2 separate regions of the Homo sapiens genome follow, and region 2 is linked to region 1. A link is a loop called in an ENCODE intact Hi-C map of the cell type or tissue named here. Cell type or tissue: Caco-2. All regions are shown on one strand. Each heading gives the region's core, and the rest is flanking DNA. Links, peaks and the distances in the headings are about the cores only.

Evidence for each region. A loop is a pair of places that touch in the nucleus more often than their neighbours do. Peaks named below come from ENCODE experiments on the same cell type or tissue, not always from the same donor. Only the 100,000 strongest peaks of a DNase experiment are listed, where the experiment ranks them.
Region 2: it touches region 1 in a loop (7-fold over the local background); 5 of 110 quality-filtered maps call a loop at or near these places.

What each region holds. Positions count from the first base shown.
Region 1 is chr16:10,610,062-10,626,104 of GRCh38, forward strand. No RefSeq gene overlaps it. Among named protein-coding and RNA genes, the nearest start is that of EMP2, 37 kb to the left of the region's middle. RefSeq lists enhancers at 11,187-11,888, 15,951-16,043. In Caco-2, for the core only: no CTCF peak of the experiment used is centred there; DNase peaks (open chromatin) are centred at 11,690, 12,090, 12,540 and 14,660; H3K4me3 peaks cover 368 bases.
Region 2 is chr16:10,517,652-10,533,694 of GRCh38, forward strand. It overlaps EMP2 (epithelial membrane protein 2), which reads right to left. Exons shown (of 5, transcript NM_001424.6): 5 at 10,771-15,441. The coding sequence ends at 15,254. It overlaps LINC01290 (long intergenic non-protein coding RNA 1290), which reads right to left and starts at 10,547. Exons shown (of 2, transcript NR_149081.1): 1 at 10,441-10,547. RefSeq lists an enhancer at 16,021-16,043 and a silencer at 16,021-16,043. In Caco-2, for the core only: a CTCF peak has its summit at 4,268 (motif pointing right); DNase peaks (open chromatin) are centred at 4,250, 7,800 and 8,060.

The sequences.
Region 1 (16,043 bases), core at 7,757-15,756:
TTAGCTGGGCGTGGTAGCATATGCCTGTAATCCCAGCTACTCAGGATGCTGAGGCAGGAGAATTGCTTGAACGTGGGGGGTGGAGGTTTCATTGAGCTGAGATCATGCCACTGCACTCCAGCCTGGGTGACAGAGCGAGACTCAGTCTAAAAAAAAAAAGTTAGAAATTTAATGGAATGTTTTACATTGTTTTACATTCATATGTATTGTACTAAATCTTAGAAATCTGGTGTGTATTTTACATGTCACCACTTCTCAATCAGACTAGCTAGATCAGTGCTCAGTGGTCACTTGGGGCTGATGGCTACTGTTTTGGATAGTACAAACGTAAATTATAGTTTTTTCTTGTGTTGAATTAAAATCTAACTCCCTGCTATTTTTACCTGTTGATCTGTCTTTTTGTCCACTGTGCTTAGCAGGCTTAACTCCTTTTCTATATACTAGCTATTTGGTTGTTGTTTGTTTGTTTGTTTTGGTTTTTTTGAGACAGTCTTGCTCTGTCGCCCAGGCTGGATTGCAGTGGTGTGGTCACAGCCCACTACAGCTTCAACCCCCAGGGCTCAAGCGATCCTTCCGCCTCAGCCTCTAGAGTAGCTGGGACAACAGGTATGCACCACCACACCCAGCTAATTTTTGTTTTATTTTGTTTTGTTTAGAGATAGGGTTTTGCTATGTTTCCCAGGCTGGTCTCGAAATCCTGGGCTCAAGCAATCTGTCTGCCTTGGCCTCTCAAAGTGCTAGGATTACAGACGTGAGCCACCACGCCCGGCCCCTGACATTATCTTTTTATTGGAAGGTGTTGCGCTAACCCGTTTCCTTCCATGCTAAATATTCTCCATTCCTTCAACAGTTCTGTGCGTGACATCACTTCTAATCCCTTCCCCCAGATGCTTCTTTTGATCAGTGTTCCTAGGAGTGAACAACGATCTGACTATTTTTCTGTAACTTTGGAGCTCACGTCCTTTGCCCAATTTGAGCATAAGCGGTATTTCCTTTTGTCCTATTGATGTTCAATTCAGTTATTTCTGTAATTAGGAGTATTTACCTTTGTTGCAATGTTGTAAACCTTTTCTCCCAGTCATTGTTGGCCTTTCAACTTTTTCTGTGCTATCTTTGGCTATACAGGTTTCTGTTTTCAGGAAGTCAATCTGCAAATATTTTCCATTTGTAGCTTCTGGACTTTGTGGCATGCTAAGGAAAGTCTTGCCCACTCTCATGTGTATGAAAAAGCATTATCCTGCATTTTCTTTCACTGTGTCCACTTTTTAATACTTCCTTCATCTAACTGGAATTGTTTTGTGATACAAGGAAGGGGTCCAACTTAATTTCCACCCCCTCCAAATGTGTAACCAGTTGTTCTATTTTGTGAATAATCCATTCTTTCCCCACTCATTTACAATGCCATTTAAAATATCAGTTTTAGGGCTGGGCATGGTGGCTCACTCCTGTAATCCCAGTACTTTGGGAGGCCGAGGTGGGCAGATCACCTGAGGTCAGGAGTTCGAGACCAGCCTGGCCAACATGGTGAAACCCCATCTCTACTAAAAATACAATAATTAGTCAGGCATGGCAGCGTGCACCTGTAGTCCCAGCTACTTGGGAGGCTGAGGCAGGAGAATCGCTTGAGCCCCAGGAGGCAGAGGTTGCAGTGAGCCAAAATTGTGTCATTGCACTCCAGCCTGGGTGAGAGAGCCAGACTCCATCTTAAACAAACAAACAAACAAACAACAATTAATTAATTAAAAAATAAATAAATAAAAATAAAAAATCATCTTTAGGGTCTACGTTCTCTTTGTCAGCAGAGAAGCAAGACTCTAGCAGCTCCAGGGTTGCATCTGATCAGCTCAACAAACTCAGCAAAAGGAGATTTCCTCTTCTCTAATGGTCTCAGCAAAAGAGTCCTAGGACTGACTCCCACTGGACAGCCTAGACCAACATAGAACCAATGGGAGAAGAGAATCTGCTGATTGGCCACGTCTGATCCCCCGTCTCCCTCAGGAGCAGAGGGGAAGAATCACTTGAGAAAGGCGGAAGCGTAGATACTCAAGGGGAAATGAGGATGCTGTCGACAGAAAGAACAGATGCTGTTCAATCAAAATGCTGCCTACCACAATGCAGCTGCCCTCTTAGCCTGACACTGGGTGCCCCACAGCCCCAGCTCTGTAGGCATCTGGGGAGTCCAGATTGCCTCTGCCCTATCTAGGCTTCCCTCTCAAAGATCAGCTAGATTTGTGTCTGCCCCAAAAATGCAGATCTGAGGCTGGGCATGGTGGCTCACACCTGTAATCCCAGCACTTTGAGAGGCCAAGGTGGGCAGATCACTGGAGGTCAGGAGTTTGAGATCAGCCTGGCCAACGTGGCAAAACCCCATCTCCACTAAAAACACGAAAATTAGCCGGGTATGGTGACGTGTGCCTTTAATCCCAGCTACTCAGGAGGCTGAGGCAGGAGAATTGTTTGAACCCAGGGTTGCAGGTTGCAGTGAGCCAAGATTGTGCCACTGCACTCCAGCCTGGGCGACAGAGTGAGACTCTGTTTCAAAAAAAAAAAGAAAAAGAAAAAGAAAAAAAAGAAAAGAAAAAAGAAATTCAGGTCGGATTCCAGATGCCTTTTCAGGGGGATCCCACTAGCCTAGAAAATCAGCCCAGCGAGGTTGGGTAGGACACTCATGCCCGCTCCTGCCCCAGGACCTTGTCCACATTGCTTCTCTCTGCCAAAAAGAGCAGAGTTCAGGAAGGCCAGGAGGAAGGAAGGATGCCAGCAGCATGTGGATGCTGTTTACAAACAGAAAGTGATTCCTTTCTGCCCATCTCCAGGAGCGGTGCTGCCTTGCTCAGCTACTGCAGGGAGGGTCCCTGGAATGCCCCTTCTGGCCTCTTGCCAAAGACCCACAGCCAATCCCTGGGTCACCAGGGGACAGCCTGAGAATCCAGAGATCAGACTTTCTAGAGAAGGGTTTGCAGGCCAGACTGCAGACCCAGAGTGTTGACCTGAGAGAACAGATGGCTATGTTTCTACACGGGGATGCCCCAGCCCTTGATGCCTCATGCCACAAGGTGGGCACGGTGAGCCCCTCCCTCTCACTCTTGAGCCCTCAGGACATCAGGATGTGATTTGGGAGGAGTCAGTGGATGAGGTCAGAACCCCAATTTTTTTGGTTGAGCCCTCAGGACCTCAGGATGTGATTTGGGAGGAGTCAGTGGATGAGGTCAGAACCTCAATTTTTTTGGTTGCCCCCTCCATCTCCATCAGCCCCTACAAAGGCCCCATAATAATAATATGCTAAGCAGAACAATACTAAGTGAAAACGCCATAGAAAATGGAAATTAAAACTCTCTTTAGGCCAGGTGCAGTGGCTCATGCCTGTAATCCCAGCACTTTGGGACGCCGAGGTGGGCAGATCACGTGAGGTGAGGAGTTTGAGACCAGCCTGGCCAACTTGGTGAAACACCATACCTACAATAATAATAATAATAATAATAATAATAATAATAATAATTAGCTGGGTATGGTGGCAGGTGTCTGTAATCCCAGCTACTCAGGAGGCTGAGGCAGGAAAATTGCTTGAACCTGGGAGGTGGAGGTTGCAGTGAGCAGAGACTGCGCCACTGCGCTCCAGCCTGGGTGACAGAGTGAGACTCTGCCTCAAAATAAAAACGGCAGAGGAATAAAAACTCTCTTTAGTAAAGTTTGCTGTGTTGGAAGACAGGTAGCACTTCAACTAAACAAAAGCAGGCTGCTTGCCTGCAGTGTGAGGGATGCCTGAGTTCAAAGCTTAGCCCTGCCACTCGCTGACTGTGACCCAGTGACTTGCAGAAACTTCCTGTGGCTCCATAGACCCCTGTGACATGAGGCTGAGGACTGTCTCTACCTTGTAAGATTGTTGTGAGGATTCAAGACATGAGTAACTGCAGTAAACCAACAATAACAGGAACAATGTGTTAGGTGGTTATGGTTGATGACAGCGTTTGCAGAAGTGAAATGAATGGCAGCAACATTATAAAGGAGGGGAGGGAGGAATTGCAGATACTCAGTGAAGCCCTAGAGCGTTATTTGAAAGTGAACTCAGGGGCTAGGTGCGGTGGCTCATACCTGTAATCCCAGCACTTTGGGAGGCTGAGGCAGGAGGATCACTTGAGGTCAGGAGTTCAAGACCAGCCTGGCCAACAGGGTAAAACCCAGTTTCTACTAAAATTACAAAAATTAGCTGGGTGTGGTGGCGAGCACCTGTAATCCTGCTACTCCTCCTGCGGGAGGCTGAGGTGGGAGGATCACTTGAACCCCAGAGGCAGAGGTTGCAGTGAGCTGAGATTGTGCCACTGCACTCCAGCCTGGAAAAAAAAAAAAAAAAACCCACAAAACAAAACAAACAAGAAAGTGGACTCAGATTACTTGTAAATGTATATTACAAAACCTCTAGGTCAACCACCAAAAAGTTGCTTAAAAGAAGTATAATTGATATGCTAAGAAAGGAGAGAATATGGAATCACATAAAACACTCAAAACCAGAGAAGGTAGAAAAAGAGAAGATTTTTTAAAAGTAAAAACAAGTGTACTGAATGCAAAGTAGTTACAAATGTGGTAGGTATTAATCCAACTACATCAACAATCACTTTAAATGTGAATGGTCTAAATACACCAATTAAAGACAGAGACCTCAGAATGGATTAGAAAAATCAAGACCTAACTATGTGTTGTCCACAAGAAACCCACTTTAAATACAAACAGGAGTGCTAGCAGAGGGTGAAGGGTGGTGGAGCCAAACTGCCCAGGATTTATTGGGCCACTTCTTTAACTCCTTTCCTCCTTCCTTCTTTCCTTCTTTCCTTCTTTCCTTCCTTCCTTCCTTCCCTCCTTCCTTCCTTCCTCCTTCCATCCCTCCCTCCCTCCTTCCCTCCCTTCCTTCCTTCCTCCCTCCCTTCCTCCCTTCCTCTCTTTCTTTCTTTTTTTGAGGCAGTGTCTTGCTTTGTCACCCAAGGCTGGAGTGCAGCAGTGCAATCACAGCTCACTGCAACCTTGGCCTCCTGGGCTCAAGCAGTCGTTCTGCCTCAGCCTCCTAAGTAGCTGAGACTACAGGTGCACAGGTGCACGCCATCATGCCTGGATAATTTTTTGATTTTTTGTAGAGACAGGGTCTCACTCTGCTGTCCAGGCTGGTCTCAAACTCCTGGACTCGAGTAATCCTCCCATCTCAGTCTCCCAAAGTGCTGAGATTACAGGCATGAAACACCACACCTGGCCACTTCTTTAGTTTTAATAAGCCTCAGTTTCCTTTTCTATAAAATCGGAATAGTAGTAGTTCTGATGAAAAATAGTATAATTGATATGCTAAGGAAGGAGATTAAATGGGCTAACTCATATAAAGCATTTATTTATTTGAGAAGGAATCTCACTCTGTTGCCCAGGCTGGAGTGCAGTGGCACAATCTCGGCTCACTGCAACCTCCACCTCCTGGATTCAAGCGATTCTCCTGCCTCAGCCTCAGAGTAGCTGGGATTATGGGCACCCACCACCACATCTGGCTAATTTTTGTATTTTTAGTAGAGATGGGGTTTTTCACCATGTTGGCCAAGCTGGTCTCTAACTCTTGACCTCAAGTATCTGCCCCCCTCAGCCTCCCATAGTGCTGGGATTACAGGTTTGAGCCACCGCAGCTGGCCCCACATAAAGCATTTAGAAGAGTGACTGGTACCTAATAAGTGCTATAAGAATATGCTGCTTTTGTTATTGTTATCATTATTATCCAAGTGCAGCTTCAGAATAAATTGCCTAGATCTCACTCCTAATGAGCCTTTTACTTCAAAGCTTCTCCTAAATAGGAATTTTAGAGCCACTAATTTTTCCTTGAGGTTTTGTTTTGTTTTTTAAGACGGAGTCTCACTCTGTCACCCAGGTGGGAGTGCAGTGGCGCGATCTCGACTCACTGCAACCTCCAACTCCCGGGTTCAAGTGATTCTCCTGTCTCAGCCTCCCAAGTAGCTGGGACAACAGGTGCATGCCACCACGCCCAGCTAACTTTTGTATTGTTAGTGGAGACAGGGTTTTACCATATCGGTCAGTCTGGTTTCGAACTCCTGACCTCAGGTGATCCACCTGCCTTGACCTCCCAAAGTGCTGGGATTACTGGTGTGAGCCACTGCACCCGGCCCCTTGTGTTTTAAGACCAGGATCGGCTACATAATTTTCAGGGCTCAGCGCAAAATGAAAACACAGAGTTCCTTGTTCAATATTACAAGGAATTTTAAGATGGCACTTCTGTGTGATTGTACAGGTGAATGTCCATGAAGCCAGCCGTAAATAAGACCATAGATTAAGAGAGCAAAGTCAGAATCCAAGATGCCACCTACCCAGTCTGTTCCACCCTACCTGAGTCAGGAGGGCTGTGACCTCCTGGCTGTGAACACATCTCACCTCTCTGCCCCCAGGGAATCCCAGCCAAGGCGCACATTTTGAGAAAAAAAAAAAAAAAAAGAACTTCAGCAAATGCTCTGTGGAGCCCTAATGCTCGCTGTCTTGTGAAATCCTGGATCCAGGATTTCCGGGGAGCTGGGGGCTCCTTTCTGGGCCCCATGTGAGCTGGAGGCCAGTCTTCAAGAAAGGAAGGGCAGAGCTCAGACTGCTTCTGTGAAATGCACTCAGGAGTGGGCTGAGGATTTTTGATTTCCCGGGACGCCTGCTCCAGGGAGCCCGCAGCAGCAGGAGCGAGTCCTGGCCTGTCCAACGCTCTCACCCTTCACCCTCAAGTCACCCAGTTGGCCACACTCTCCTGGGGGGGGCGGAGGTGGAGGTTGGCAGAGTCTTCAGAGCCTTTTATTAAAACTTTTTGGGTGCTTTGTTCACGAGGCCTGGCAAAGTCCAGGGCTCTGGCTTACCCTGGTCTCTCCCTGTCCTGCCCCAAAGGTCACCACTGAGAATCCCAGTCCCTTGTCCTTTGGGGCACTCTCAGAGCTGCCCCTCTGGGGAGGGGGAGCCGATGGGCACAGGCCTCCTGTTAGCGGCAACCTCCGCCTGGGGTGCCTGGCCACACAGGCGATTCCCAGAGAGTGTGGGCGGCAGACAAACAAGCGTTCAGTGTCAGCACAGCCCACCCAGCTCTGAAATGCCTCCTTTCTGTCTCCCGGGGGTGGGGCCTGACAGTAACCCCTGGGCCCAGTGACAGCAGGGGCCACCCACTCCCTAGCGCCCCTACCTCCCACTCCTCCTACTTTGCAGATTCAGCCCTCCCCTCCCATCAAGGGGCAGGGACAAGGCCAGCTCTGCAGGGTGTGGGCCAGTTGGTTTTTGATCTCAAAGATACTGTTCATCCCAGCCTGGGCAGGGCACTGGGAAAGCCTGTGGCTCCTCCCGCCCTCTCTTTCCATTTCCTGCCCCCTCAGGCGCCCTGCCAAGCTAGAAATCCTGAAATGCAGGCTGCAGCCTCTTGTGGGTGCTGGCCTGGCTGCAGGGTAGGAAGCCAAGAGGCAGGAGAGCTGGGGAAAGAGGCTGGCTCCTTCTGCTACCCCCAGTCCCTCCTCCCTTCACCCCTACACTCTCACAGCAGATGGAGGAGCCCCACCACCACACCTGACCTCCAGAGCAGAGGCGATGTTCACAGAACCTGAAATTAACAAATACAGACGGAGAGGGGCTCCGATGGAGAGATTGGCAGGGAGAGAGGAGCTGTTTGAAATCCAGGACATACCGTGGTGAAAGGAATACTTCAATTCCAAGTTTAACACTTGGAGGAACTGGAAGGGGAGGGAAAAGAGAGGAAAGCGGTGCATGGCAGGATCTGGAGAGGGAGAGGGAGCAAGGGAGCAGGTGCAGCTACTAGAATGCATGACCTGAAGTGCAAAATGCTCAAAGCAGTTGCCTAGCAATATCCCGATGCCCAAAAGGCACATCTTCATTGCTGTCATTGTTACCCTGTCCTGTCTGGGTCATCAGTTCCCCAACAGGTGTAACCGATTCTCTGCCTCCACCTGACTTTGGGGAGAGATGCCCTCCCAGCAGGAGGTGGGTCCAGCTACATCAGGGTGGGTACTTGTGTCCTCTTCCCATACTCGCCTCAATCCTGGACCCCATTTGGGTTTTATTAACATCCTGTTCACTCTCTCTCAGCTCTGATTCCCAGCGCCCACATCATCCACCTTGGCATTCTTCTTGTGGGCTAGTCTTGCGTAGGCCGGGTAAGAAGTACAGTATGCTCAGAATTGAATCACAGTTAGTTACTGTGACTAATTTCATTCATTCTATAGCCATCCATCCACTTAATAAAAATGTCTTGAGCCAGATCCCATGCCAGACACTGTGCTGGAGGTGGGGTTGCAACGATAAAGAAATGGTGGTGCCCACTTCCTGGCGCTTAGAACCTAGGGTAGGGGCGTCCCTCTGCTGCCAGCCCGTGGTGGTGGTTCAACATCACCCATCTCCCTCTCTCCGAGCTTCTGACTCTAGGGATAGGAAAGGGTCAAGCAATCTGTATTTTTAAAACATATATATTTCACATGACTCTATTTTCAAGGCAGTTTGGGAAACTACATTCTAAGGAAAGGAAATCTACTGGACTGGGGAAAAAAAGAAGCTGACAGGACCCATCAGCGAGATCCAGTAAGGCTTTCCTGGGAAACTGACTGACAGCTGTGACCTCAAGCACAAGGCTGTGAACTGGGGGAAGAAGGGAGGGACACGGACCAATGTTCAGGGAGGAGGGAACAGCACGCGCGAAGACCCTGATGTGGGAAAGTGCAGCTCGGGGGTAATGGGGAGCTGGAGAAGTGGCAGTGAGTTGAAGCCGCAGATGGGGTGTCCTAGGAGCCCTGGGGAGCCCTGGGAGGGTTTTGTGCAAGAGGCCTGCTGTGATCGTTGTTTTGAAAAGGTTTCTCATTCAGCAGATGCCTGTACTGAGCCATACAGGCCCCGTGACAGGTTCTGGCAGAATCAGGCTTCTCTCCCAATTCCCTCTTCCTATCGGGCCCTGGCTAGCCCGGCTTCTGCAGGCCTTGGCAGAGGGAGGAGGGGAAGCCCAAGTGGCCTGGAGGCCCCAGCTCCGCTCCTCTCCTTGTCTTGGCAGACAGAAAGCTGTAGACTGGGTTTTGGCATCTCCCACCGGCTGTGTCTGCCTCAGCATCCCCCCAGACCCAGCGGTGGGTGGGCACCCCCTAGGGAACCTGTTGGTCCTACTGCCAAAAACCCCTTTGCTCTCCAGAAGGTGATGTCAGGTCTACCCCCCATCCCCCGACACACATTCCACCCACCTCCTCCAGCCCAGAAGGGGTCACCTGCCAAGACGCTAACTGATGGGCCGCAGGGAGCTCAGAGGAGCAGGCATGCGGCTCCTCGGGCAGAGTCCTCATCCCTGCACCTGACTCAGCCCCGCGCTCCTACCACCACCTCATATGCTCCAAAGTCTTGAGGAGGAAACGGGGAGCAGGGGGATCCCCAGCGGCTTCTCAATCCCGCAGAAGCTGGTGGGTAGGACGCAGTGGCAGTGGGGGGAGCAGGTGGGCAGTGCCCACGGTGGGCTGGGCTGGGTTGGAACAGAGCTGGCCAGATGCCCGAGGTCTGCGCAGGGGTGTGACGGGTGTGGTGCGCGTCAAAGGGCGGGGCTGCAGTGGCTTCATTTGCATGCAACCGTCATGGCGCCGCCCCTGACGCCTACCATAATTCTTGATCTGCGATCTCCCCACCTCCGCAGCAGCCAGACTTTCCCCCACCCAGCCTCGTTATCTCCTCTTTTATTAGATTTAATGCTCCTAAACCAAATTGCTGGAATCCAGGGAAGACAGATGGGGGTTAGGGACAGAATGAACCCTGCCCTGCAAACTGATGATACTGCTCCCTATTCCATTTCTGGAAAAAAATCAAGTCCACTGGGATTTCTGAGAAACCAGTATGGAGAGGTGCGACAGGGAGGGTGTCATATCCCAACAGCGTGTTCTGCATCCTTCCATTCCAAAGGTCATTTACTCTCTTCCCCAGCTTCCTGGGGTCCTCAATCTCTCTCCTCATCCTTCTCTTATTCCAGAGGCAGCGGTGAGTGAGAAGCCCCCTTCACCCAGCAGGCACCACTGTCTTGCTAAATCTGAGTGCAAGTCAGCGAGTCCTAGGTGGGCAAGGCCCCTGCAGGGTCTCCCACCTGCCAGGTAGCTCTCCGTTTTGAAGCAGGGTGTCCCTAACAGCTCCTAGGCCAGCAGGACCAGCTAGTGAGAGCCTGCTGTGTGCCAGTCTCTGTGGCCCCGACCTCATATACATTCAAATAACCCTTGCTAAGTAAGCCCTTATGAGTAGAGACTATTGTCATTGGCCCCATTTTACAGATGAGAAAACCAAGGCTTGGAGCGTGTGAGTGAGTGGCAGAGGCACCCACAGGGGGAGCTGAAGAACTCGGATTTAAATCCAGGCAGAGGGGCTTCAGACTAAGAGTGGGTGCTTTAAACTCAAGCGCTGACCCATAAAAAGGGTGAAAAGCTGTCATCTGTGCTGGGACAGACATAGGGTGACAGGATGCAAAAGCACAGAGCACCCTTAAGAGGTGACAGGGGCCTGAGTCGGGACTAAGGTGAGCCAAGGGAGGCGTAAAATGTGATGAGGTCCATGGGTTTGTGCCAATGCAGACCCTATAGTTGAAGGGCCATGAGAGCAGGTCCTCCTTATGTGTATATAGATTGATTTATTACATAAATTTTCAAGATATTTTCCAAATTTTTAATCACTAAGTTTTCTTGTATCTAATGGAAATTTCCATGCAGAAATTTCCTTAGAAAGGTTCAAGAATAAGGTTGGAGGAAGGAAGAGAATGGGCTGCACCAGCCATAACTGACCCTTTCTCTTTCTTAAAAAATCAAGGTGAAGGCCGGGCGCGGTGGCTCACGCCTGGAATCCCAGCACTTTGGGAGGCCGAGGCAGGCAGATCACGAGGCCAAGAAGTTCGAGACCAGTCTGACTAACATGGTGAAACCCCGTCTCTACCAAAAATACAAAAATTAGCTGGGCATGGTGGCGGGCGCCTGTAATCAGGAGGCTGAGGCAGGGGAATCGCTTGAACCTGGGAGGCGGAGGTTGCAGTGAGCTGAGATCGCACCACTGCACTCCAGCCTGGGCGACAGAGAGAGACTCTGTCTCAACAAAAAACAAACAAACAAACAAAAAAATCAAGATGAAATAGAAACTATTTTAAAGCATTCAGGAGTATTCACAGTGAATTCACAATGTTCATCAGCTCTATCTAGTTCTAAAACATTTTCATTGCCAACCGGAGACCATGTACCCTTGGGCAGTTGCTCCCCAGTGCCTTCCCCCAGATAATCAAGAGTGAAGTGAGGCCAGGCATCATGGCTCACACCTGTAATCCCAGCACTTCGGGAGGCTCTTTAGGAGGATCGCTTGAGGCCAGGAGTTGCAGACCAGCTTAGGCAACACAGTGAGACCGTGTCTCTACAAGAAATAAACAAAATTAGTTGGATAGGGTGGTGTGTGCCTGTAGCCCTGTAGTCCCAGCTACTCTGGAGGCTGAGAGCAGGGAATTGCTTGAATCCAGGAGTTGGAGGCTGCAGTGAGCCATGATCACACCACTGCACTCTAGCCTGGGTGACACAGTGAGACCCTGTCTGGGAAAAAAAAAAAAAAAAAAAAAAAGGCCAGGCTCAGTGGCTCACACCTGTAATCCCAGCACTTTGGGAGTCCGAGGCAGGTGGATCACTTGATCTCAGGAGTTCAAAGACCAGCCTAGGCAACATGGTGAAACCCTGTCTCTACAAAGAATACAAAAATTAGCCGGGTGTGGTAGCATGGGCCTGTAGTCCCAGATACTTGGGAGGCTGAGGCATGAGAATGGCTTGAACCTGGGAGGCAGAGGTTGCAGTGAGCTGAGATCACGCCACTACACTCCAGCCTGGGGGACACAGTAAAACCCTGTCTCAAAAAATAAAAATAAAGTAAGAAAAGAAAAAAAAAAAAAACTTGAAGTGACCCAAAGTGAAGACTTCTTAGATTTTGCACTCCCAGTGTCCTGCCTGCCTTGCCTCGCCCTGGTCCTCCCTGATCTGCCGTTCAGTTCGTGGATAAGGACAGCCTCTTATCTGCTCTCAGCTCCTAAAGGCAGCCCCTTATCAGGAGAGGAGGCCCACACCCCTGGGGAAGGCAGGTCTCTCTCATTCACACCCTCAGCTGATGGGTCTCCCTTATCTTCCGAGACCACCAACAACCCAGGGCCCAGCAGGGGCGGCTGCAGACACCCACTCCCAGCACACACACACACACACTGCCAGGTGCTGACCTACCAGGCATGGGGCCTGGGCCAGCAGCCCCTCGGATATCCCCAACTCAGGCTGTCCAGGGTTCTGCGGCCCATGGGTGCCCACACCCGTGCCTGCCCCCGGAGGAGCGCCAGGAATCCCAAGCAGCCTTGCTGGGTGGGGGTGGGGAGGGAGGGGCCAGCTGTCTCGGAGACACAGAGAATTCCACCGGGGAGCTAGTCTGGGGTCACATGGGATGGGAGAAGGTGCGGCAAGAGGCTTATAGCCCAGCCCCCTGTGCCATATGGAGACCAAGAATGTTCTGCATGTGGAATAAGACTCCATATCGCCCCTTAGGAATTTTAATTGTGTGCTTTAAACCTGTCTCCCATTCCTGCTCCGCCCCCCACCCCTCACCCTGGGAGCAGGGACACTTGTTTAGAGTGCCTTGGGAATCACAGGAGCCAACAGCCAGGACTTTGTGTGACAGTGACGCACTGACATTTCTGGACCAGGCAAAAAATGCAGCCGCCTCCCTCCCAGGCAGTGCCTTGTCACTGACACTGGCTGGGAGTAGAGAAGCGGGGGCAGAAGCACCAGTGGGGGGCCACCTGGGTGGTGGGTGCATAAGCGCTGAAGGCCAGGGCCAACCCATCCTAGCTGTGTAACTGTGGGCAAGGGACCTAGACTCGCTGTGCCTCAGTTTCCTTATCTGTAAAGCGGGGTTGAGCACGGGGATTAGATAGAGCACTTGGCGTCTATCTCCCAAGCATTCAAGCTGTTAGCACCAGTTGTTGTTGTTGTTTTGTTTGTTGTTGTTTTAGAAATAGGGTCTTGCTCAGTCTTCCAGGCTGGAGTGCAGTGGCACCAACCTGGCTCATTGCAGCCTTGAACTCCTGGACTCAAGTGATTCTCCTGCCTCAGCCTCCCAACTAACTGGGACCACAGGTGCACACCACCGTGCCCAGTGAATTTTTTTTGTAGAGATGGGGTCTTGCTATGTTGTCCAGGCTGGTCTCGAAGTCCTGGCCTCAAGCAATCCTCCCACCTTGGCCTACAATTGTTATTGTTATCATTACTCTCTTCTCCAGAGAATGGAGACACGTTTAATCAAATCAGCCCCTCTGAGAGCAAGACTGTGGGGTCCTCTGCTCTTTTAGATGCCCCTGTGGGGCTTGGCCTTTGCCTGACCCTTTTTGGTCTGTGGGTCCACCCTAAACAATAGTTTTTTCTTTATTTGGGAAGCTGTGGTCAGTAGTAGTTCAGACCCTGGATTCTCATAAGTGGACTTAAATCCTGTATCAGTCATTTATTATTTGCAAATCCTCACTTAGGGGGACCATTATATAGATAAGGAGACTGTGTGGCTATGGGTAAGTTTCTTAACCTCTCTGTGCCTTAATTTCCATTTCCATGTTTCAGGGCTCAGTGATAATTAAAATGAGATGGTACTTTTAAAATTGCCTGGCACAGAGCAAATCCTCAATAAATATGAGCTGTTATTCTTAATATATTACTGAATACCCCTTAGATATGGGAGGTATTAGTCCTATCATCCAAACTTAGTCCTCACAGTCACCCATGAATGGGAGAAATGAATATTGGCCCCCTCTGACAGATAGGGAAACTGAGATCAGTGACTCAGTGACTTTCCCAGGGCAACACAGCTAGTGAGGAGTGGAGTCAAATTAGATCTAGTTGTTAAGTTCTGCTCATGCCAGGATCAGTGGCTAGCACCTGACATCCCAGTGCTTTGGGAGACTGAGGCGGGAGGATCTCTTGAGGCCAGGAGTTCAAGAGGAGCTTACGCAACATGGCAAAACCCTGTCTCAAGAACAAAGAAAGGAAGGAAGGAAGGAAGGAAAGAAGGAAGGGAGGGAGGGAGGGTTCTGCTCTTGACCATGGTGTCATCCCACCACCTCTTTTAAATAATGACAGAAGAGGAGAGATTAAGACAGAAGGAGGCCACCTAATCTCTCTCCACATGAGATTAGGTGGCCTCCTTCTTTATATTTTCAGGATTTGTCAAAGAAAATCTATAACAACAGAAGGCCAGTATCAATTCAATAATGTATTGGTTGAACCCAATGGCATCCACGAACATTTCAATAATAGCTTAAAACGTGTTGGAGATCTATTATTTTTTTCTACCCATATTTTGGTGCTCAGATGGGCTCAAGCATTCTGTCCCAATAATGCTGAGGTTTTCCTAGACATCCTCACGGTGGGGGAACCATTATATACAGACAAGGTGACTGAGGCTCACTGAAGTGCAGGGACCTTCCCAACTCAAGTGCCTGACTTCAAACTTGATTTTTCCTGAAAGATCACTGGCCCCCGTCTGCCCAAATGTAGCTGCATCTGGTGGTGTATAGGCCCTGTGACTCCTCGTAGCACCTGTAAGCGCCTGGGGGGGTCACAGTCCAAGTTGACTCATCTGCATTCCCCACTGTACCTGTTGCCCACGTTGCCCAGGAGACATAATAGGTGCTTACCTCAGATGGTAACAGAAGAGAAGGCGAGCAGTGGCCAATTTCAGGAAAGATTAGGAAGGTAGTATGCACCTGACTTGCTGATGAATTAAATGTGGGGTGTGGGAGAAAGAGAGGAATCAAGGATGAGTTCAAGGTTGAGGATCGGCTGGTGGGGCATTTACTGAGGGAGGAACAGAGCGTGGCCTGGAGCTGGGCGAGTAAAGCTAGAAATGTCGTCAGGAGCTGAGTTCAGGAGCCTGGATTTAGAAGCCAGAAGTTTGGGAGTCAGTGGGGGGATGAATGGGATTAAAAGGAGGGGAAGGCACGCTGGGCTCATGCCTGTAATCCCAGCACTTTAGGAGGCCGGGGTGGGCAGATCGCCTGAGATCAGGAGTTCGAGACCAGCCTGGCCAACATGGTGAAACCCTGTCTCTGCTAAAAAATACAAAAAATTAGCTTGGCACAGTGGTGTGCGCCTGCAGTTCCAGCTACTCGGGAGGCTGAGGCAGGAGAATCGCTTGAACCCAGGGAGGCAAAGGTTGCAGTGAGCCGAGATTATGCCATTGCACTCCAGCCTGGGTGACAAGAATGAAACTCCATCTCAAAAAAGAAGAAAAAAAAAAAAAAAAGAGGGGAAGGAGTGAAATCCCCTACAGAAGAGGTATATTAAGAAACAGAGGCCTGGCTGGGTGCAGTGGCTCATGGCTGTAATCTAGCATTTTGGGAGGCCGAGGCAAGCGGATCTTGAGGTCAAGAGATCGAGACCATCCTGGCTAACACAGTGAAACCCTGTCTCTACTAAAAATACAAAAAGTTAGTCAGGCGTGGTGGCGGGCACCTGTAGTCCCAGCTACTTGGGAGGCTGAGGCAGGAGAAATGCTTGAACCTAGGAGGCGGAGGTTGCAGTGAGCCAAGATCGCACCATTGCACTGCAGCCTGGCTGGAGTGCAACAATTCTATGTCATTTAGTGGACTCACAATGTTGTGCAACCAACTCTCTCTAGTTCCAAAACATCTTCATCACTCCAAAGGAAAACCCTGCACACACTAAGCAGTCACGCCCATTACCTTCTCCCAGCAATCACATCTATTTCTTTGGATTTGCCTATTCTGGACATTTCATATAAATGGAATCATACACTATGTGGGATTTGTGTCTGACTTTTTTCACTTAGCATCCTGTTTTCAAGGTTCATCCACGTTGTACCATGGATCAGTGCTTCATTCCGTTTTATGGCTGAATCAGACTCCGTTGTACGGATTCAGCACATTTCGTTTTCCCATCCATCCACGGATAGACATTTGGGTCATTCCACCCTTTGACTAATGTGATCAGTGCTGCTCTGAACATTCG
Region 2 (16,043 bases), core at 3,463-11,462, 97 kb before region 1:
ACGGAATCAAGCATCCCACAAAGTATTCCCAATTGCAATCGCCAACGTCCCTCAATCCAAATCCCTGGAGAGCCTGTCAAAATGGCAGATCCCAGGGCCCCAGCCCTTGAGGTTCTGACTCAGCAAGTCTGGTGCGCAGCCCAGGAATCTGCAATCTCAAGATGTTCCCCATGGATTCTAAGGCAGAGCATCCATAAACCATTCTTTAAGCAACTATTTTCCCAGCCAGCAAATTATAAAGACTTTTTTCAAGTACAACGAGACAGAAAGCCAAGTGAAACTTAAAATTAGTTGACCTGCTGGCTAAATCTGCTAAGTGGGCACTTGCCCCATATCACCCTCTGGCTCTCTGCTTCCTCTGCCAGGGAACGAGCTCAGCAGATGAGGCTGGAGCATAGAGGGCGGAGTCGCCTGTCCTTTAGCAGGTGCTCTGGTTACTGGGTCAACTCACACATGGGGCAGGGAGGCGGAGCCTGCAAGTCCCACCTTGCCATTGAGTGGAGGCAACTGTTTTTTGTGTGTGAATATTCTTGTTTTGTTTTGTTTTGTTTTGTTTTGTTTTGTTTTGTTTTGAGACAGAGTCACTGTGTCACCCAGGCTGGAGTGCAGTGGTGCAATCTCGGCTCACTGCAAACTCTGCCTCCTGGTTTCAAGGGATTCTCCTGCCTCAGCCTCCGAGTAGCTGGGATTACAGGCGCCTGCCACCATATCTGGCTAATTTTTGTGTTTTTAGTAGAGATGGGGTTTCACCATCTTGGCCAGGCTGGTCTCGAACTCCTGACCTCTGGTGATTTGCCCGCCTCAGCCTCCCAAAGTGCCAGGATTACAGGTGTGAGCCACCATGCCTGGCCTGGAGGCAACTCTTGAGGTTGGGATGTCTGCAGTTCAGACTGAAGGCTCCTAATCCTGCTTGGAACTCCCAGCAACCTGCCTCACGTTCATCCCATAGGAAAACCTACAGGATAAGCCAGCAGCTGCTCCACGTGCTGACTGCACACCTTCCTGCTCTTCCCCGACTCCTCTCGTCTCCCGATGACAAGATCAGCCACCGCCTGCTCTAGATGACCCTTCTGATTCAGTCCTGCTGTTTGCAGCCTCCCCACTTTAGCGGCTTCAGCACTTCTCTAACCATGTTTCAGGTGACACTGTCTTTTTCTTTTCCTTCCTTCCTCCCTTCCTTCCTACCTCTCTTCCTCCCTCCCTCCCTCTCTTCCTTCCTCCCTTTCTTCCTTCCTTCCTCTCTTCATCCCTCCTTCCCTCCCTCCCTCCCTCTCTTCTTTCCTTCCATTTCTCCCTCCCTCCCTTGATTCCTCTCTCCCTCCCTCCCCCTTCCTTCCTTCCTCCTTCCCTCCCTCCCTCCCTTCCTTCCTTGAGATAGAGTCCCATTCTGTTGTCCAGTCTGGATGGAGTTCAGCGGCATGGTCTCAGCTCACTGCAGCCTCAAACTCCTGGGCTCAAGGGATCCCCTTGCCTCAGCCTTCTGAGTAGCTGGAACTACAAGTGCACACCACCACACTCAGCCAATTTTAAAACTTTTGTAGAGATGGGGCCTCCCTATGTTGCCCAGGCTGGTCTCGAACTCCTGGCCTCAAGCAACCCTCCCACCTCAGCCTCCCAAAGGCTCCCCTCGCTTCCCTCCCCTCCATTCCCTCCCTTCCCCTCCCCTCCCTCCTCTCCCTCCCCCTCCCCTCCCTCCTCTCCCTCCCCCCCTCCCCCTCCCCTCCCTCCTCTCCCTCCCCCTCCCCTCCCCTCCCTTCCCCTCCCTTCCCGTTCCCCTTCCCCTTCCCCTCCCTCCCCTCCCCTCCCTTACCTTCCCTTCCCCTTCCCCTCTCTTCCCTTCCCCTCTCTTCCCTTCCCCTTCCCCTTTCTTCCTTTCCCCTTCCCCTCCCCTCCCCTCCCTTCCCCTCCCCTCCCCTCCCTTCTCTTCCCCTTCCTTCCCCTTCTCTCCCCCTTCCTTCCCCTTCCTTCCTCTTCCTTCCCCTTCCTTCCCCTTCTCTTCCCCTTCTCTTCCCCTTCCTTCCCCTCCCCTCCCCTCCTCTCCCTTCTCTTCCCCTTCCTTCTCCTGCCCTCCCCTCCCTTCCCTTCCCTTCTCTTCCCCTCCCTTGTCCTCCCCTCCCCTCCCTTCCCCTTCCCTTCCCCCCCTTTTTTTTTTTGTTTTTTTCAGATGGAGTCTCACTCTGTCACCCAAGCTGGAGTGTAATGCCATGATCTCAGCTCACTGCAACCTCCGCCTCCCGGGTTAAAATGATTCCCCTGCCTCAGCCTCCAAGTAGCTGGGACTATAGGCACACGCCACCATGCCTGGCTAATTTTTTTGTATTTTTAGTAGAGACAGGGTTTTACCATGTCAGTTAGGCTGGTCTCATACTCCTGACCTCAAGTGATCTGCCTGCCTTGGCTCCCAAAGTGCTGGGATTGCAGGCCACCGCACCCAGCCTCCTTTCCTTTCTGAGACAGTGTCTTCCTCTCTTGCTGGAGTGCAGTGGCACAGTCACAGCTCACTTCAGCCTCAATCTCCTGGGCTCAAGCGATCCTCCCACCTCAGCCTGCTGAGTAGTTGGGGCGACAAGTGTGCCACCTCACCTAGCTAATTTTTAAAATTTTTTGTAGAGACAAGGTCACACTACATTGCCCAAGCTGGTCTTGAACTCCTGAGCTCAGGTAATCCTCCTACCTCAGTCCCGCAAAGTGCCAGGCTTACAAGCATAAGCCACCACATCTGGCTTGCCATCATTTCTTTCTGGATAGGACAATGGCAGACCACAGCAATTGAACTTCCCTTCCTGGCCAAAAAAATAAAAAATAAGCATAAAAAATCTGTGCTTTAAAGTAACCCTGTGCCAAGGTGAAGTAACACCTCTCTTCTCTTACATGTGTTCAAGACCCTGGTGAAATTAACTATTGTCCTTCTACAAACACAGAGAAGCCGTTTCTTCCTGGTTCCTCTGGTCTGTTTGTTTTAGCTGATGACAAATATTGAGCAAATGTGCCGTTTCAGCTTTGGGATGGGGAACATCCCGTGCTGTTCTCCTGTGTGTTCAGAGAGACAACAAGGGCCCTGGTGGGGGAGACTGTCATTGGCTTTCCTTCCAAATGGGTGTGAGCTACTCTAGGCCAACCACCTTCGCTGGCAATTTCCAACAGCCCCCAAGTAGCCCCACCATCATGGTTGCCAATCACCGTATTTCCTGGTGTATATAGGACCCAACAGCAGTGGCTCTCCCTTGGAGGCAATTTTGTCCCTACCCCTTGTAGAGGGCATTTGGCAATGTCTGGAGACATCTTTGGTTGTCACAGCAGTGGTGGGGGGTGGGGTGCACTGTTGACATCTAGTGGGTAGAGGCCAGGGATGCTGCCACACATCCTACAGTGTACGGGACAGTCCCCACCAATAATTCTGCAGCCCAAATGTCAATTGTACTGATGCTGCAAAACTCTGCCCTACAGGTATACAATATGGAGTTCTTACAAGAAAAACTTTACAAAGAAAGAAACTTTTGAAAGAAAACACTCACAGAGACTTTTCATAATACACCTATTTAAAATGAGTTCAAGGCTGGGTGCGGTAGCTCATGCCTGTAATCCCAGCACTTTGGGAGTCTGAGACAGGGGCATCACTTGAGCCCAGAAGTTCAAGACCAGCCTGGGCAACATGGCGAAATCCTGTCTCTACAAAAAATACAAAAATTAGCCCGGCGTCGTGGCATGTGCCTGTGATCCTCCCACCTACTCGGGAGCTGAGGTGGGAGGATCATTTGAGCCCAGGAGGCAAAGGTTGCAGTGAGCTGAGATCTCACTACTGCACTCCAGCTTGGGTGACAGAGCAGGACCCTGTCTCAAAAATAAATAATTAATGAATGAATAAAGAGTTCATAATAGGTTTGTACTGAAAATATATTCTTTTTCTCATGCAAGTATAGTCAATTCTACACTGACATTCCGTTGCAAACTGTAAATCTGTCTCAATGTAGTAATATACTACTAACAAAAGCACAAAAATCACATGGCTAATCCCATGGCTATATATTAATAAATTGAGATAAATGAAAGTAGGTACATAGCCATGTTCTAGCAGTAACAGATTTAATTCTAAATTAATCAGGATTTGTACACATCAGCTTTTATCAACTGCGTTGGGTTTGGCTAAGTTGGATGTGCAATTGGTATCTTTGCTTCAATGTTTTATTGCTATACCGTGTTGTCACATGCCACCACTAGGGGGTGGTAGTAGTACCCGCTCTTCCACTTTCTGGACGCTTGGCTTCCCCTGGCCATGAAGCAAATGCATTGGAAGCAGGAAATTTTTGAGATACATGTTTTGAGGGAGGAGTAGAGATTCATTCCACATCTTGACATGTAAAACACTTTGGGTCTGGGCGTGGTGGCTCATGCCTGTAATCCCAACATTTTGGGAGGCTGAGATGGGCAGATCATTTCAGGTCAGGTGTTTGAAACCACCCTGGCCAACATGGTGAAACCCCGTTTCTACTAAAAATACAAAAATTAGCTGGGGGTGGGTTGGGTGTGGTGGCTCACGCCTGTAATCTCAGCACTTTGGGAGGCCGAGGCAGCCAGATCATGAGGTCAGGAGTTCGAGACCAGCCTGACCAACTTTGTGAAACCCTGTCTCTACTAAAAATATGAAAATTAGCTGGAAGTGGTGGGGGGTGCCTATAATCTCAGCTACTCAGGAGGCTGAGGCAGGAGAATCGCTTGAACCTGGGAGGCAGAGGTTGCAGTGAGCCGAGATCACGCTGCTGCACTCCAGCCTAGGCGACAGTAAGACTCTGTCTCAAAAAAAAAAAAAAAAAAAAAAAAATTAGCTGGAGGTGATGGCACATGCCTGTAATCCCAGCTACTCAGGAGACTCAGGCAGGAGAATTGCTTGAACCTGGGAGGTGAAGGTTGCAATTAGCCAAGATCATGCCACTGCACTCCAGCCTGAGCGACAGAGTGAGGCTCCGTCTCAAAAAAAAAAAAAAACAGGAAACAAACTTTGCGAGACCAAGGTGGAAGATCGCTTGAGCCCAGGAATTCCAGATTGCCTGGGAAACATAGCAAGACCCTATCTCTACAAAAATAAAAATAAAAAATTAGCCTGGTGTGGTGGTGCACGCCCATGGTCCCTGCTACTTGGGAGGCTTAGATGGGAAGATTGCTTGAGCCCAGGAGGTTGAAGCTGCAGTGAGCTATGATTTTGTCACCGCACTCCAGCTTGGGTGACAGAGTGAGACCTTGTCTCAAAAAAAAAAAAAAAAAAAAGCTAAGTATGTAACAACAGTGCAGACTGTACATAATATAGCAAAGAATATGTAGGTGTGATATGGATGAATATAGTTTGAAATTAGCTGTGGGTAGACAGGGAACTGGGCTTCTGATAGGATTTAGTAGACATTTGATATTTTGTTTGCCCAACATCTGAACTTCCTTCCTACGTTGGGGAATTCCTTTCCTTCTGAGTCTTGGTGGGTTGCAGAACTAACCACCATGATGTAAACTGAAGATGGCTGCTCATCATTTCCCAGCCTTCCCTGCAGCCAGGACATGGTCATGTGATCCAGGCTTCACCAGTCAGAGGCACCATGCCAGGCTCCCAATCCACAGAAGGAGGGATAGCACAGGTGCAAATATTGGCTGCAAACCATACCATCTTGTGGTGATGGCGGTGGTTTTCTTTTTTTGTTTGTTTTTTGTTTTTTGAGACAGAGTCTCACTCTGCCATCAGGCTGGAGTACAGTAGTGCCATCTCAGCTCACTGCAACCTCCGCCTCCCGGGTTCAAGCGATTCTGTTGCCTCAGCTTCAAAAGTAGCTGGGAGTACAGGCGTGCACACCCATGTCCAGCTAATTTTTGTATTTTTAGTAGAGACGGGGTTTCACCATGTTGGCCAGGATGGTCTCGATCTCTTGACCTGGTGATCCGCCCACCTTGGTCTCCCAAAGTGCTGGGATTACAGGCGTGAGCCACTGTGCCCGGCCCTGACAGCAGTGGTTTTCTTACCAAATTGTTCTGTGGAACGATCTGAGGCAACTAGGGGGGATTTGGCACATGCTTTCAAGCCTGGGCACTACTAGCTTTCCCTTTAGTAAATTTCTTTTCTGTTTAAATCAGCCAGAGTCACTATTGCTTGCAACTAAGAACCTTGACTAATACTAAGTTTGGTAGCTTGTGTTAGTGCTGCAAGCAACAGACACTCTCACGTGGAATTAGCTGAATGGCAGTGTCAGGTCAGAGGGCAGTGGAGATACTGTTATTCAGGCTGGGAAGCTGTTACTCTTGTCACGCTATGGCAAAACATTTGGTTTGACAAACTTTTTCTGCAAAGAGCCAGATAGTAAATATTTCAGATTTTGTGGTCTAAATGGTCTCTATTGGAACTACCCAACTCTACTCTGGAAAGCGTCCATGAACACTATGTAAATGAGTGGGTGTGGCTGTGTCCCAATAAAATTTAATTTACAAAATCAGGTGGTGGGCTGGATGTGGCCCACAGGCCATAGTTGAAGCCTGGTTCAAACTGCCGCCTATTTTACACCAACCATGAACCTGTGGATGTTGTAGTATCAGGAGAAACTGTAGAAATATATCAGGATGTTGGCAAGTTCAACTTCTTAGAGCCTTCAGTAAGATCCAAAAAGAAAAAGTAAATCTTGGGTCAAACATGGTCCAATGGCAAAATGGAAGAAAATGCAGCTTTGCTAAGATTCCTTCTGCCTGAAGCCTGCAATCTACAGTGATGGAGAATCCAAAGATTTAGAGAGTTATAGAAATAGACAAGTCAAGTGCAAGACCAGGAGTTGACAAACTTTCTCTATGAAGTGCCGATAGTACATATTTCAGGCGTTGCAGGCCACGTGAGGTTTTTTTTTTTTTGAGACAGAGTTTCGCTCTTGTCACCCAGGCTGGAGTGCAGTGGCGCTATCTCGGCTCACTGCAACCTCTGCCTCCCAGGTTCAAGCAATTCTCCTGCCTCAGCCTCCCTACTAGCTGGGATTACAGGCGCCCGCCGCCACACCTGGCTAGTTTTTTGTATTTTTAGTAGAGATGGGATTTCATCATGTTGGCCAGGCTAGTCTCAAACTCCTGACCTCAGGTGATTCACCCACCTGGGCCTCCCAGAGTGCAGAGATTACAGGCATGAGCCACCACGCCCAGTCCAAATAAAGTCTGTTGTATATTCTTCTTTGCATTATTTTACAATTTTTTTTTTTTAAAGGCGGAGTGTTGCTCTGTTGCCCAGGCTGGAGTGCAGTGGTGTGATCTCAGCTCACTGCAACCTCCACCTCCCTGGTTCAAACGATTCTCCTGCCTCAGCCTCCCAAGTAGCTGGGATTACAGGCACCTGCCACCACACCTGACTAATTTTTGTATTTTTAGTAGAGATGAGGTTTCACCATGTTGGCCAGGCTGGTTTCAAACTCCTGACCTCAAGTGACCCACCCACCTCGGCCTCCCAAAATGCTGGGATTAGAGGTGTGGGCCACTTGCCCCGGCCTAAAACATTTTTTTCCTTTTTGATGAAACAGAGTCTCACTCTGTTGCCCAGGCTGGAGTACAGCAGCAAGATCACGGCTCACTGCAGCCTTCATCTCCCAAGCTCAAGCAATCTTCCTGTCTAAGCCTTTCAAGTAGCTGGGACCACAGGCCTGCGCCACCATTCACAGCATTTTTTTTTTTTTTTTTTTTTTTGGTAGAAACAGTGTCTTGCTATGTGGCCCAGGCTGGTCTCAAACTCCTGGGCTCAAGCGATCCTCCCGTCTCACTCTCCCAAAGTGCTGGGATTACTGGTATGAGTCACCGTGCCCAACTATTTTCACAACTTTTTAAGAACACAAATTCTCAGCTTGTAAACCATATAAAAGCAAATAATCTGCTAAGCCCTGCTATAAATGAAGGATCAATAGTGTGGCGGCAAAAAGCTAAGCAGAAGATAAGATGTATGGGATTCCAGCAAAAGATATGTTAGATCCTTTAGCATTTTTCATCAGACAGAGGGACAGGCATAGAGAGATAGCTCAGATTAGAAGGGCTTTGCAGGTATTGCCTCAAGGCTGCAGTAAAGCTCAGAGGCATGGGGCCAGGAATTCTGAGGCTCAAATTATTAGGCCCATCACATAAAAGCCATAGGCAGAACTACCTAGATAAGCCACTACTGGATTCCTGACTGTCAAAATCTCTGTGATAATAAATGTTTTGTGCTTTGAAAAAAAAACTTGAAGAAATTGGGTCGAGACAAGATCTTGCATGGCCAAAGGAACCCCATCTGTGACTGAGAAGAGCCTGTAACTATACAACGCTGAAAATTACCTCTGAGACACTAGGCCTCACACCCAGAGGAAGAAAGAAAGTTCCCGGTCAATGGACGCTTCATTTGGCCGGGCGCGGTGGCTCACGCCTGTAATCCTAGCACTTTGGGAGGCAGAGGCGGGCGGATCACGAGGTCAGGAGATCAAGACCATCCTGGCGAACACGTTGAAACACCATCTCCACTAAAAATACAAAAAAAAAAAAAATTAGCCAGGCGTGGTGGCGGCCGCCTGTAGTCCCAGCTACTCGGGAGGCTGAGGCAGGAGAATGGCGTGAACCCGGGGGGGCGGAGCTTGCAGTGAGCCGAGATCGCGGCACTGCACTCCAGCCTGGGAGACAGTGAGACTCCGTCTCAAAAAAAAGAAAGAAAGAAAGAAAGAAAGGGCCTGCTCCACACTACCCATCTTAAATCTGACCACAGGGGACAGTGGATGAGGGAGATGGTTCCACTAAGCAGGACCAAGAGCAACGGATTGAGCAGCCACCAATCTCCCTCCCGCCAGGGAAGGGGCTTCCTGCTATTTGTGACCAATAATGAACCTGTGGCCGCTGGACATTGGTTCTCTGCCTGTCCCTTTTCCAAGGGGACAATTCATGGTGACATCCTGTGCCTTTGTCTCCATTACATACTAGGGGCTTTTGAGAGGACATGATTGAACCTTTAGCCACCCATTACCAGGCCATAAGGAGCCCCAACTGGACCCGACTGAGATGCAGCACATCACCCATCGCCCTGGAGTGGGAGCTGGAAGTGGAAGCCGGTTGAGACCTCAGGTTAGATCCCTCTTGGGAAGGGGTTAGTTCGTTTCACGAATGTACAAGAATTTTTATTTCTTGAAGCAGAGTTTCTGTCACCAGGCTAGAGTGCAGCGGCGTCATCACAGCTCACTGCGGCCTGGACCTCCCAAGCTCAAGCGATTCTCCACCTCAGCCTCCTGAGAAGCTGGGACTACAGGAGCACACCACCATGCCTAGCTAATTTTGTAGTTTTTATAGAGATGGGGTCTCGCTGTGCTGCCCAGGCTGATCTCAGACTCCTGGCATCAAGTGATCCTTCCGCCTTCACTTCCCAAAGTGCTGGGATTACAGGCATCAGCCACTGCACCGCGACCCGCATGTTTGCATAATTTGATCTCACTCCTGACTCCAGCCAAGTACTGGGGCAATGATGAGTGAGTGTGTTACCCAAGACAGACCCATCAGAATCTAGCCCTGGAAACTTGAAACTGAGACTAATATTATCTAGATCAAGGCAGGGACTGAGTTCATTAAGGCGGCTCCCACTCCAGGGCGATGGGTGATGTGTTGTGATCTCAGTTGTGTCCAGCTGGGGCTCCTTATGGCCTGGTAATGGGTGGTAAAGGTTCAATCATGTCCTTCCAAAAGTTCATAGTATGTAATGGAGACAAAGGCACAGGATGTCACCATAACACCTAGCACAATGCTTGTACCATTACAGCTACGCAAATATTTGGTGAATGAATGAATGAGAGGCTGATTTCCTGAATGGAAGAAATATGAAATTGAGTGTTCTGGGGTGATCACCATCCCCCAGCCATATGGACAAAAAAAAAAATCCAATCTAGAAACACAAAGAAGGCAGACAGTAGCCTCTGAAGATTTTAGTTTGTAAACCCTGTGTGACAGTATGGAAATGAGTGTTCTCAAGATACAAAGATAGCTTTTGCTACCTTTGGCATTCCTTAGATAGAAGCTAAAGGGATCTGTCTGTCTCTCTCTCTCTCCTTCTCTGTCTGAATTTTTCAGTTTTCAGCAGAATATGTGGTAGAAGATAGTCTCATTCCATCATGACCTCATCCTTTAAAGCAGAGGTCTTTATTAAATACAAATGAAATGAAAGAACATGATCTAGTAACAATGAACAGGAAGGTTAAAAAACAAACAGGATCAGTCATTTGTGGGGATCCCTGAGAAGTGAAAATATGGGGCTGCTTGTTCAAATACGAAGAACTTTAAAGCCGGGCGCAGTGGCTCCCACCTGCAATCTCAATGCTTTTGGGAGCCAAGGTGGGAGGATCACATGAGCCCAGGAGTTCAAAACCAGCATAAGCAACAGACCCCCCGCCCCATAAAAGAATGAATGAATGGATGGATGAATGAACGGATACATACATTTTAGGAGCGTTCTTCTCCATGACTACGAAATATTTATTTCTTGTAAGAATGTTCTACTTTATGCCGGACACAGTGAGTGGCTCACACCTGCAATTCCAGCAGTTTGGCAGGCCGAGGCAGGAGGATCGCTTGAGGCCAGGAGTTCTAGACCAGTGTAGGCAACACAGCGAGACTCTGTCTCTACAAGAAATACATATAAAATAATTTAAAATGGCACTAGCAGATCATTCTCCCAAGCATGGGGGCCTTGGATGCATGGAAATGTGTGCGACTACCCAGGCTGCAGGGCTGCAAAGCTGGCCCCATTAAAGAAGCAGAGGGAGATTGTCCAGTGATAAATTGTCCATTTATCAGTTGCTTAGTGTAAAAACCATACATTATTATCTTGATGAGAAATCAGCTGACCCCCTGCCCCTCAAAATGGCAGCATTCTGCCCTAGATGTCATCACCGTTGGGAACATTAGAGTCTTGCTCTGGGCAATCTGGTTTTAAACTTTATTTTCCATGTACAGTTTCAGATTATACAAAACATAGAAAATGGACTATTTTAAAGGTACATTAAGTAGAAAGTTTCTAACTACCCTAAAGTCACAAACCAAGATTCAAAATGAACCTCTAGGCCTTGCCCTAACATTTCCCCAACACCACAAAATTGTCCAACTTGCTCTATTGTAAGTAACCTTTAAACTATTAGCGAGTTTAGTAACATCCCGCGAGGCAGATTTTAAACTACGATACAGTTTCTATCTAGGCCACTGTGTTTAGTGTGTTTACAAACAGGCTTGGAGTTCTAGGTTTCTTCATCATCAGTGAACACAGAGCGTCCTAGAGCGCCAGCCTGTTCATGAGGGGTGTCCACAAAAGCACGCAAACTATAGCAGAGTGTGTGGGAGTGAATAGGTCTCCGATGTTCCTGTATTCAGGTATATATATATACACATTCACACAGACCAACAAGTCAAGCATTCTCCAAACTCATTTGAACAGAGACCCAAAATAATTTTAATGCAAATAACAAAATGAGTTAGTCTGTCTCCATCACATAGCCCCTCAATGAAAGAATTACAGTACTTTATAAAAATGTCATAAAATGCGCAAACTACAGTTCCTTCAAATACAGTTGATGCTATCTTTGGTCCTAATATGTGCTTCTTGGATGTCTACTAATTTTGTTGTTGTTATTGTTCTTGAATAACTGGTAATAAGCACCAAGTGAGGGCTGATTCTATCTACAGGTAAGAAGCTTGGATGTTTTCTCCCTGATTTTGTCATTTCTTTCCAACTTCCCAAATGCATGTCATACAGCAGGGAAGAGGCATCTCTCATGTCTCAAAAAAGCTTAATGGCACAGGTGGATGTGGGCACTGAATGTTGTACAGCAGTGGCAACCAGCCGGGAAAATCCATAGGATCATTTCAGACCGCATTCAACACAGATACTCATGTAGCCCCGACGTTTCTTGTGAAGGGAATTGATGTATTGCTTGAGGGGGTCGATCTCTGGTTCTAAGGTGTTTTGTTTGTTTCCATCGTGACTACCAGAAAATTATAGAAGGCCAGACGCAGTGGCTCATGCCTGTAATCCCAGCACTTTGGAAGGCTGAGGTGGGCGGATCACCTGAGGTTGGGAGTTCGAAACCAGCCTGACCAACATGGAGAAACCCCATCTCTACTAAAAATACAAAAATTAGCTGGGCATGGTGGGACATGCCTGTAATCCCAGCTACTCGGGAGGCTGAGGCAGGAGAATCACTTGAACCCAGGAGGCAGAGGTTGCGGTGAGCCAAGATGGTGCCACTGCACTCCAGCCTGGGCAACAAGAGCAAAACTCAGTCTCAAAAAAAAAAAAAAAAAAGAAAAAGAAAAAAGAAAATTATAGAAAAGCCACCAAGGTAGAAAGTTTCAAGGGAACTTAAGATTCAACTTCCTCCATGAGCTTGGGTAGCATCCTGTTAACCCTAGGGGTGTAAGCCACATTCTTGCCCACAATATGACTAGTGAGAGTATCTCATGGAGGCAGGAGGTGACATTTGTCCTGTCTCTGGCCCCAGGTCACCCTGTACTGCATTGGTGGCTTCTCCATAGGGAGGGGGTCCTATCTCATAGACTCCAAACTTCATGATGGCAGGGAGGATATCTGGATTTGCTCACCCCTGTATTTTCAGAGCCTCACACAGTGCCTGGAACATGGTAAACATTTAATACTATCTGTCAAAAACAAATGAATGAAAGAGCAGATGGAAAGAGCCAATCCTGCATTGAAGAGATATCCATGGTGGCCCTAAAACTACTCAAACCAGATGTCTCTTCAGCTCCACTGGAACTGAGCTGATGGCAAACCACCACTCCACTCAGCAGAAGGTCAAGTGCAAAAGTATTTAAATAGCACGAGGTCCCACACCCCATCCCAGGACAGCCCCCAGCATCCTGCTCCAACATAAGCAGAAAAAGACAATGAGGTGCAAAGAGCTTATCTCCTGGGATGGTTCCTGGGTGGTCTGCATTGCCACACAGCATCATGCTTTGATCCTGAAGGACAAGGCCCCAAAAGCCCTATTTCTCAGCACAGTCTTAAAATCACCTGGAAATCATTCACCCAGACCCTCTGAATCAGCCTGTCCCAAGCAGCACGGGAACCCCTAAAGCTTGAAAACTCCAGCTCTATGGGACCCTCTCACCGCATTTACTGTCGGGACCATGGGCCCCTCCACAGACATGTTTTCTGGGTGTTACACAGACAGGTACTGCCCAATAACTGTCATCTGCACGAACTGAATGGAGCTATATTTAGACTGATCTAAATACCTAAATGCCTCCAGGAGCATTTAATAATAGGCACGCGTAAAGCAGCCTCCCTACCATGCCACAGGCCTCGATTTTGAATCGTTTTATTTTTGAGACGGAGTCTCAGACTGTCGCCTGGGCTGGAGTGCAGTGGTGAATCTCGGCTCACTGCGACCTCCGCCTCCCAGTTTCAAGCGATTCTCCTGCCTCAGCCTCCTAAGTAGCTGGGATTACAGGCACCTGCCACCACACCGGGCTAATTTTGTTGTATTTTCGGTAGAGACGGGGTTTCACCATGTTGGCCAGGCTGGTCTTGAACTCCTGACCTTGTGATCCACCTGCCTCAGCCTCCCAAAGTGCTGGGATTACAGGTGTGAGCCACCGCACCCAGCTGATTTTGAATTCTTAGTGGTGTTCTTTGCAGCCTCCATCACAGTGTGTAATTAGTTTCTTTTCTTTTTTTTCTTTTTTTGAGATGGAGTCTCACTCTGTCACCCAGGCTGGAGTGCAGTGGCACGGTCTCGGCTCACTGCAACCTCCACCTCCCATTTCAAGTGATTCTCCTGCCTCAGCCACCTGATAGCTGGGATTACAGGCATGCACCACCACGCCCAGCTCATTTTTGTATTTTTAGTAGAGACAGGTTTTACCATTTTGGCCAGGCTGGTCTTGAACTCCTGACCTCAGGTGATCCACCCGCCTCAGCCTCCCAAAGTGCTGGGATTACAAGCATGAGCCACTGTACCCAGCCAGTTTTTCTAATTAAGTTTTAATCTGTCTCCTCCACTAGGCCATGAGCCCTAGGAGGAGATTGTCTCTAGAGGGTATCCCCTGTGCCTGGCACATGCATGCAAGTTATGATTTATGTTGATGAATGAATGAATGAATGAATGAATGAATGAATGAATGAATGGTGGATGGGTCCTCTGAGGCTCTAGAAATAGGGGTGAGAGGCCAGCCAGGTGTAGCATGAAGGGCTGGACAAGAAGGGAGAGGCCTTCTGGGATAAGATGGGAAGGAGGCTGTACCCCACACCCTGAAGGTGTCTATGAGTTCACATGGCTCAGGAATGGAGTTTTGGGGCCCTAGATGTAGACAGCTGTGGCGATGGAGGCCAAGGTTTTGGCCTGCTGTGGGGGTTGCATTCACCTCCCCATCTCCACATGACGATACCCCAGCATTTACGAGGCAGCTCTGCTGACCTGGCCCAGGCACCGTGGTCCCCAACTTCAACGCATCTGAAGCGTTGCCCAGGGAGCGCGTTAGAAATGCAGATTCCCTGGCCCCATCCCTTGAAGACTCTGATTCTGTAGGTCTGGGGTGAGGGGGGGGGCGCTGTAGGTTTTGCCTAAAGACGAGTCTAAATCTGGCACGCAGGTTAAGGATGACCATTCCTAAGGCAAGCAGGTGACACTGTCGGCAAATTGAGGTGAGACTTTTTCTGACCCACCCCGATACCGGAGGGATGGCTGGGCTCTGGTTTGGATACAGACAGAATGCCAGGGACTACACCTGCTTCTCACTTGGAACTTGGGTGAAACCTCTCAGGAAGCTGTCATTCTTCTCCTATACCCCACCTCACCCTCTTCCACCCACCACTAGCAGAGAGATTCGGGAGGGGCTTGGGCCAGCTGAAACCCATAGGAAGCACGTCCCCAGAGACCCGGCTTTCCCAGCCTCTCCTCTCCTCCCATCACAGCCCCATGGTTAAGAAATGTCCTGCCGAGTGCTTTTGGATTTGAGCATTGCTGGATTTTTGCTTGTGTCTTGTTGAGACTTTTGAGTGGGCAGCAGTTCTGAATACCAGCCTTCATAGTCTATTCTCTGATCTCAAGAATGCAAAAACTCTTCTCTCTTTTGGATTTTTTTTTTCTTTTTTCTTTTTTTTTTTTTTTTTTTTTTTTTTTTGGCTTTTAAAGGAAACAATACGTTTGCTAGAAAAACCTCAAAAAATAATGATTATATACAAAATGGTTATCTGAATGTGGATTCTGTACTGCAGCAGAAGCAACCCAGCTCCGGAACTCTATTTGCGCTTCCTCAGTATCAGGTACATCATGCCGCTGATGAAGGTGCAGGCGAAGGCCACCCACGCCAGGATGTAGGAGTAGCCGTAGCTGCCTTCTCTGGTCACGGGATAGAATTTCGCGTTTTTGTCGTGAATGTCTTCACGCCTGTCTGTATAAATGGAGGCCGCAATCATGACACACAGACCTGTCAGGAAGAAAGGTGAATTTTCAATAAATCATGGACCACAGTGCACCCTGGGTAGCCCAGGGGCATACGGCCAGAGTTGAAGACAAACTTCAGCTTTTATTCTTTGTTTATTATTATTTTGTTGTAGAGACAAGATTTTGCCATGTCACCCAGGCTGGTCTTGAACTCCTGAGCTCAAGCAATCCTCCTGCCTCGGCCTCCCAAAGTGCTGGGATTACAGACGTGAGCCACCGCGTGCAGCCTTAAGCTCTTATTATTAATAGGTATTTATTTTAGTCTATTGGAAAAATTACAACTGATATTTTGTGGAAGGATATTGTCACCTACCCTGTAGCTATTTTGCTTCCCATTCTTGCTAACTAAACCCAGTTTTGTTTGGGCAGCCACATCACCAACCCAGAGGGTGAACATAATTGGTCTAAGCCAGAGGTCCACAGACGTACCCTGTAAAGGGCCAGACAGTAAGCAGTTTAGGTTTTCTGTGGGCCATGGTCACACAAGTCTGCCACAGTAGCATGACACCACCTATAGACAATACAAAAATGAATAATAGTGGCAGTGTTACAATAAGATTTTATTTACAAAAACATGTGGCAGGC